2 separate regions of the Homo sapiens genome follow, and region 2 is linked to region 1. The links are chromatin contacts, found by Hi-C or POLR2A ChIA-PET in ENCODE. All regions are on one chromosome and are shown on one strand. Each heading gives the region's core, a stretch centred on a gene start or an enhancer-like site at or near the end of the contact. The rest is flanking DNA. Distances are from core to core; before and after follow the strand shown.

What was found. A loop is a pair of places that touch in the nucleus more often than their neighbours do. ChIA-PET counts read pairs that join two places held with the same protein, here RNA polymerase II (POLR2A). Pooled maps may share reads with other maps.
Region 2: a loop to region 1 is called in a map of astrocyte of the cerebellum, with 5 times the contacts of the local background. The contact joins two enhancer-like sites. A Hi-C loop is called at or near these places in 2 of 168 maps with a recorded cell type or tissue (K562 and astrocyte of the cerebellum) and 3 of 50 pooled maps. POLR2A ChIA-PET finds 5 or more read pairs at or near these places in 4 of 52 experiments (A673, H1, activated CD4-positive, alpha-beta T cell and 1 more).

Annotation. Positions count from the first base shown.
Region 1 is chrX:41,115,416-41,119,010 of GRCh38, reverse strand. All of the region lies in intron 1 of USP9X (ubiquitin specific peptidase 9 X-linked), which reads right to left. Among named protein-coding and RNA genes, the nearest start is that of USP9X, 32 kb to the right of the region's middle. RefSeq lists an enhancer at 1,909-1,968. Within about 2 kb of position 1,915, at least 2 of the 41 ENCODE cell types and tissues checked have a DNase peak (open chromatin) inside an H3K27ac peak, as active enhancers do.
Region 2 is chrX:41,044,460-41,048,054 of GRCh38, reverse strand. No RefSeq gene overlaps it. Among named protein-coding and RNA genes, the nearest start is that of USP9X, 39 kb to the left of the region's middle. Within about 2 kb of position 1,863, at least 5 of the 41 ENCODE cell types and tissues checked have a DNase peak (open chromatin) inside an H3K27ac peak, as active enhancers do.

The sequences.
Region 1 (3,595 bases), core at 666-3,165:
ATAACTGCTTCTCAATATTCATCCTGTTTGCCCTCTTCTCATCATTAGACACTGACCACCTCTCCCTTCTTGAAACTCTGAGCTTCCTTGGCTTATATAATCCTGGACTCCAGGTTTCCCGTCCACTTCTCTTCCAAGGAAAGGGGTAGAGTGGCAGTTCGTACAGTTCTTAACATTGAAACTGAGGTGAAAACCACTAGAGAGTTGGCTCTACACGTCTAGAATTCAGGCAAAACTTGGGAATCTTGAACACAGATTCAACTATTCACAAAAGGGTAGGAAGAGATGGATTCATCAGCACCACCTGGGAGTCTGTTTTTTTTCCCGAAAATAAATACAACCTCCACTCCCTACCATCTCCTCCTGAGAGTGATGAGGTTAGCGACTATATATTCCCAAGTGTGGGGCAAGTAGGGGGCCAGGGAGATCACCTTGTCTACTAAGCCAATACTGTGTCTCTTTTAAAAGTCTTTCCAGGAAGCAATACAAGGACGAACAAAATGTGGTACCTATGTTCAGTGGATTATTTAGTATTTTTTAAAAAGAAAGGAAATTCTGACAGGTGCTACGATATGGGTGAACCTTGAGGACATCATGCTAAGTGAAATAAGTCATTCACAAAAGAACAATACTGCATAATTCCAAGTACACGGGTACCCAGATTAGTCACGCTTGCAGAAACAGAAAGTAGAATGATGGTTGCCAGGGGCTGGGGGGATGGGGAGTTATTGCTTAAGGGGTACAGCGCTTCAGTTTGGAAAGAAGAGAAGTTCTGGAAATGGATGATGGTAAGCATCCCACAATGTGAATGTACTTAATGCCACTGAACTGCAAACTTAAAAATGGTTAAAATCAGCCGAGCACGGTGTTTCACGCCTGTAATCCCAGCACTTTGGGAGGCTGAGGCAGGTGGATCACCTGAAATCAGGAGTTCAAGACCAGCCTGACCAACATGGTGAAACTTGTCTCTGCTAAAAATACAAAAATTAGCTGGGCGTGGTGGCGCACACCTGTAATCCCAGCTACTCGGAAGGCTGTGGCAGGAGAATCGCTTGAATCCGGAAGGCAGAGGTTGCAGTGAGCCGAGGTGGTGCCACTGAACTCCAGCCTGGATGACAGAGTGAGACTCCGTCTCAAAAAAGAAGAAAAAAGGGCCGGGCGTGGTGGCTCATGCCTGTAATCTCAGCACTTCTGGAGGCCAAGGTGTGCGGATCACGAGGTCAGGAGATTGAGACCATCCTGGCTAACACGGTGAAACCCCACCTCTAATAAACATACAATAGCGGGCGCCTGTAGTCCCAGCTACTCGGGAGGCTGAGGCAGGAGAATGGCGTGAACCCAGGAGGCAGAGCTTGCAGTGAGCCGAGGTCGCACCACTGCACTCCAGCCTGGGCAACAGAGCAAAACTCCGTCTCAAAAAAAAAAAAAAAAGAAGAAGAAAAAAAAAAGGTTAGAATGGTAAATTTTATGTATATTTTCCCACAGTAAAATTGTATATATAGAGTACTCACTGTTCCCTTACCTTGCAGTTCTTTTAGCATTTGGAGATCATTTGAGCTAAAATACCTCAAAATTATATTCTCATATTTTTATGCACAATATCCTTCCATCTATATGAATTCAGTAACCATCTATACACAAATCAGAAATATCTGGCAAAAGTCATGGTATAAATTATTCTAGACAAAAGTATCATGTGGATAACTAAGGGACTATCCCTTTAAACAAAATAACTAAGATAAATGGGAAAAGCGGCAGTGTGAAACTCCTCTCTCAAAACACCTTTCTCTAAGACCACAGAACTAAATCATCTTCTGCTTATGACAGGACACTCAATCAGCAAAAGCCTCAAGCTGCTTGCTATCCCTATCTCTTATATAGTCTCGCCTTTCTAGCTCTTGGTTTCTGTTTCTTCTACCCGACAAGCTGTCCTCATTTCTATATTTCCGGTATTGCTGAGCAGGTATGTCAGGTCTCAGCATAGCATACTCTGCTGCATCTCTCTACTACCACATAAGAATTTGATCCCTTTCCCTCAGCACACTAAGATGCAAGATAAAGAGCAGGAAATAGGCATGGAGCAATTAAAAATAATTTCTGGATTCAAACATAACTCATTCAAAATCCAACTTCTGTCACTTACAATCTGCCTATCTTAAAAAGAAAGTAACAACCTCTCTCATTCTTTTTCCAGGTATTTAAAATTGAGATGCTATTACCCACACAAAAAAAAGAAAGCCATGAGAATTGCTTTAATAAAAGGAGTCTCACAAATAGCAAGCACAGTAATTCTCAAAAAAATGTAAATTTTCTTTTCCCTTTCTACAATGTACTGTGCAGAGTTCCTAAATATTTCAGGAATGAATCTGAAAATATTGCCTTCAGATATAATTTGGAAAGGTTTGAGTGGGAGAAAAAAACTTATCACAGATACAACTAAGTTATCCAAGAATAACACCACTACTTTTCTTAATAAATCCTATTCAATACTCAAGTGGTGGAAACAGCTGGGAATCACACAGCTTTGCCTGATTTCAAGTAGCAGTCTCACAACTCTAAAAGAGCCTGTTTTTTATGTCACAGAGATTTAGGCATACCTAGCAGGGCTAGAACAAGCTCTCTACCAAGTCAAAGCAGCAGTATCCTACACACAACTGAACAACTTAGTAATTATTCAAATCATTCAATATTTGACACAGTAACAATCACTTTCCATAGGCATGCTCAAATACAATGAATCACAGTGTGAAATTTTACCACATGAAGTTTTACGCTTTATTTCATAAAAACAAAATTATTACACAAACAGAAGCATCTTTAATTTTCTCAATGGGAAATACAACCAAAATGGTGATTTGATTGCCTCTACAACACACAACACATTTTCATATTCAAACTTAGCATCCTAACATCTTCCACAATGGGAAAAGCATCACCTTTACCTAGATAAAGGCTGGACTGCATTAAGTAATCTAGTACTCCATAAACAGCAAACCATTTACTTTAAACTTTGCAGAACTGAATTTCTCCAGCAGCTTTCACACAGGGCCTTAATACCAGAGAAATCCCTTTTAGAACAAAGAATTATCCTTTCTTACCCAGTCATTATCCCAACTCTGCTAAAATTTGCCCTATGTTCCAGAATCTCTCTCCTTTTATACAGCACGTTGAAATCCTCTGATTCTACATATGATCCTAGGATACTTAAGATTTTCTTCTCTCAATTTTTCTTTTCATCCAAAAAAAAGGTGTTTAAATAAAAACTCAAAGCTTAGTCATTCAAAAATTGTGTACTGAGCATCTGCAATGGGTCACATATTGTTCTAATCATAGGAGAATATATGGAAGTACACAGTGCATCAAATATCTCTGCTTTTGTGGAACATTACAGACTGGGGATAGAGACAATAAACAAGCAACAGCAACTCCAACCCCCTACCAGATTATTTCCTTTACTGGACATCAAAGTGAAATGAGTTTCTTAGAAAACAATTTGATAGATCATCCTTAAGCTCAAACATGGAAATTATCTTGACTTGGAAATTAATCTTGACTTGTGAATTTTGCCTATTCCGGTTTTATGCACCAACAATCA
Region 2 (3,595 bases), core at 614-3,113, 71 kb after region 1:
ATAATGAAACACCTTCAACCCTCCTAACCAGGGTGGTATCAAAGGAAGCCTACTGGGGAGCCTGAACCCCGACCCTTGCCTGCCAATAACAAGGAACACTCCTCCCACACTCACTCCCCATGAGGGGAGAACCTGGACTTTCACCTTCATCTGCCAATAGTAAGGCAGGAGAGGTCTGCTCAAACACGGGATTTAAATAATATTTGGAATCTTACAACATCATGCCCAAAATGTTCTGGTTTCAAAAAAAAAAAAATCACTTGTTATACTGAGAACCAGGAAGATGTCAACTTGAATGAGAAAAGACAATTAACCTAGATGACAGAGTTGCTAGAATTATTTGACAAGATTTTAAAGCAGCCATTCTAAAAATGCTTTGGCGAGCAACTACAAACATGCTTGAAACAACAAAAAAAGTAGAAAGTCTCAGCAAAGAAATCAAAGATATAAGGGAGAACCAAAGGGAAATTTTTGAACTAAAAATTGCAATAACTGAAATAAAATACTCAAGGCATATGCTCAGCAGCAGAATATAGACAGAAGAAAGAATCAGAATTTGAGGATCAAATAGAATTTACCCAATCTGAACAACAGAGAAAAAAATAGACTAAAAAACAAACAAACAAACAAACAAACAAAAAGAACAGGGCTTCAGGGACATGTGAGACTGCTGTAACAAAAAATCTAATACTCAGACCATGGGTGTTCCAGAAGGAGAGGAGAAAAATGTGGAACTGAAGAAATTATGGCTAAAAGCTCTGAAATTTGGCAAAAGACAAAAACCTACAGCTCAAGAAGCTGAGAAAATCCCAAACAGGATAAACCTAAAGAAATCCATGCCAAGGCCCATCACAGTCAAACTTCTGAAAATTAAGACAAAGAAAAAAATCTTGAAAACAGCCAGACAGAAACAACATGTTACCTATAGGGGAAAAACAATTCGAACGAACGTGGATTTCTTATCAGAAACCATGAAGGCCAGCAGGAAATGGCAAAACATTTTTCAAGTGCTGGAAAGAACTTTCAATGCAGAATTGTATAGCCGAAATATTCTTCAGGAACTTTTCGTTCCTTTTCGGAAATCAAGATATACTCTGATGACAAAAAACTGAAAGAATCTGTTGCCAGCTGACTTGCCCTAATGAATAGCTAAAGGAAATTCTCTAAGCAAAACGAAAATGAGAGAAAAAGAAATCTTGGCCCATCAGGAAGGAAGAAAGAATGATAAAGCCAAAAGCATGGGTAAATACAATAGACTTTTGTTCTCTTCTTGAGTTTTCTAAATTATATTTGACAGTTGAAACAAAATTATAATCTTGGCTTATGCAGTAGTTCTCAATGTATGTAGAGGAAATATTTAAGACAATTATATTATAAACGGGGGAGGATTGAGAGTTATAAAAAGAGGTAAAGTTTCAACACTTCACTCAAACTGGTAAAATGTTGACAACCGTAGAATAAGTTATATATATATATATAAGGCGATCCTTAGGGCAACCATTAAAGAGATACACCCAAAGAACACTAAAGCTAAATCAAAATAGCATTCTAAAAAATGTTTAAGCAATCCACAGGAAGGCAGGAAAAAAAATCATTCTGGTGGCAGATGAGAGGCTGATGGGAGTGGCGGAGGGAGTGGAGTCACAGGGTGCATTGGGGATGGGTATAGGGTGAGGAACCTGCCAGGCTCTTCCACAAAACTTTGCCTTGGTGGATTGGTTTATACCGGTGCTGTTTATGCTGGTACTCAGAGAGCTCTTCTTGAAGCCAGCAGGCTGATCAGCCATCACACCAGAAGGAGCTCCCTGCAAAGGGTTGGGCTTGGCTGACTTCAGTACTGGCAGGATGGTGCCTTTGCGTTCTGATTACAAAAGCCAGAAGCACCACTTTGTGTGTGGTCTATACTGCTGGTAAAATGGAATTAAGATGGCTTTGAAAAGGGCCTTATGCAACATTGGCAAGGGGGAGAAGCAAGTTCAATACATTTGGAGCTGTGCCCCAGATGCTTAAGCAATATTTGGGTTCAAAATCAGAAAACCTTGGCAAACTTTTCCTACAGGATTATTACAGAGACCTATTTTAACAGGCATCTTCAGTCTTTCAACGATTCGAAAGAAAATGAATACTGATGAAAACTGACTTGCAGAGTAGTTCAACTTCTCTTTCATTTATTGAGGGCAGGAGTTCTGTATCTTTTCAAGTAGGCGGTGAGCCCCCAGATCTTGTAGTAGACCACCTCCTAGGACCTGCTGGCTCTCTGCTTCTGGCCTCTTCAATCCTGAGTCTCCCAGAGAATACTTCTGAAGACTTTTCATTATAGTTGCTTATAATTTTTACACTTAAAAAAAAGAAAAAAGATAGCTGGAGGGTTTTTTTTAATTTTAATTTTAATTTTTTGAGACAGAGTCTCACTCTGTTGCCCAGGCTAGAGTGCAGTAGCACAATCTTGGCTCCCTGCAATCTCCATCTCCCGGGTTCAAGCGATTCTCCTGTCTCAGCCTCCCAAGTAGCTGGGATTAGAGGCGTGTGCCACCACGCCCGGTTAATTTTTTTATTATTAGTAGAGACAGGGGGTTTCACCATCTTCCCCAGGCGAGTCTCGAACCCCTGACCTCAAGTGATCCACCCTCCTCAGCCTCCCAAAGTGATGGGATTACAGGCATGAGCCACAGCACCCGGCCAGCTGGAGGTTATTCATACATTACATGTCATTTACTATTCCAAATGCTGTTTTAATCAGTTCAACATGAAAGCATCTTAATATTCTCAATAATGGCACTGATTATGGATTAAAATTCATATTCAGAAAAAGAATAAGCTAGGCAATCTCCCCTTAAAGACACAATATGTAGATGATTAAATCTAGCAGGTTTGTGGAAAATTGATATTTTCACAATATAAAGTTTTTCGGTGTAAGTTTCCTTGCATTTCTATTAATAATATCAATCGTATTTTACAGCTTTCTCTGTTGAGTTCTTGCACAATTATGATAGATTTAAGTATTTGCTTCTTTTGTGCTATTATAAATGATTTCTCTTAAAATTTCATTTCCTGGCCAGGCGCGGTGGCTCACGCCTGTAATCCCAGCACTTTGGGAGGCCGAGGCGGGCGGATCACGAGGTCAGGAGATCAAGACCATCCTGGCTAACACAGTGAAACCCCGTCTCTACTAAAAATACAAAAAAATTAGCCAGGCGTGGTAGCGGGCGCCTGTAATCCCAGCTACTCGGGAGGCTGAGGCGGGAGAATGGCTTGAATCCGGGAGGCGGAGCTTGCAGTGAGCCGAGATCGCGCCACTGCACTCCAGCCTGGGCGACAGAGCGAGACTCCGTCTCAAAAAAAAAAAAATTCATTTCCTAATTTTTTTATGGCATATAAAAATGCAACTGATTTTGTATACTAACGTTTTATCCTGCACTTTGGTGACCTTCCACATATACAACTTTCCATATACACAATCATGCTTCTGACAAAGAATGAGAGTTATTGCTCCTTTGTAAGACATGATGCATTCTCGTTTATTCTTTCTTGCCTCATTGTACTCACTAGGAGCTGCATTACAATGGCAATGAAATAGTGAGAGTGGATAACCTCG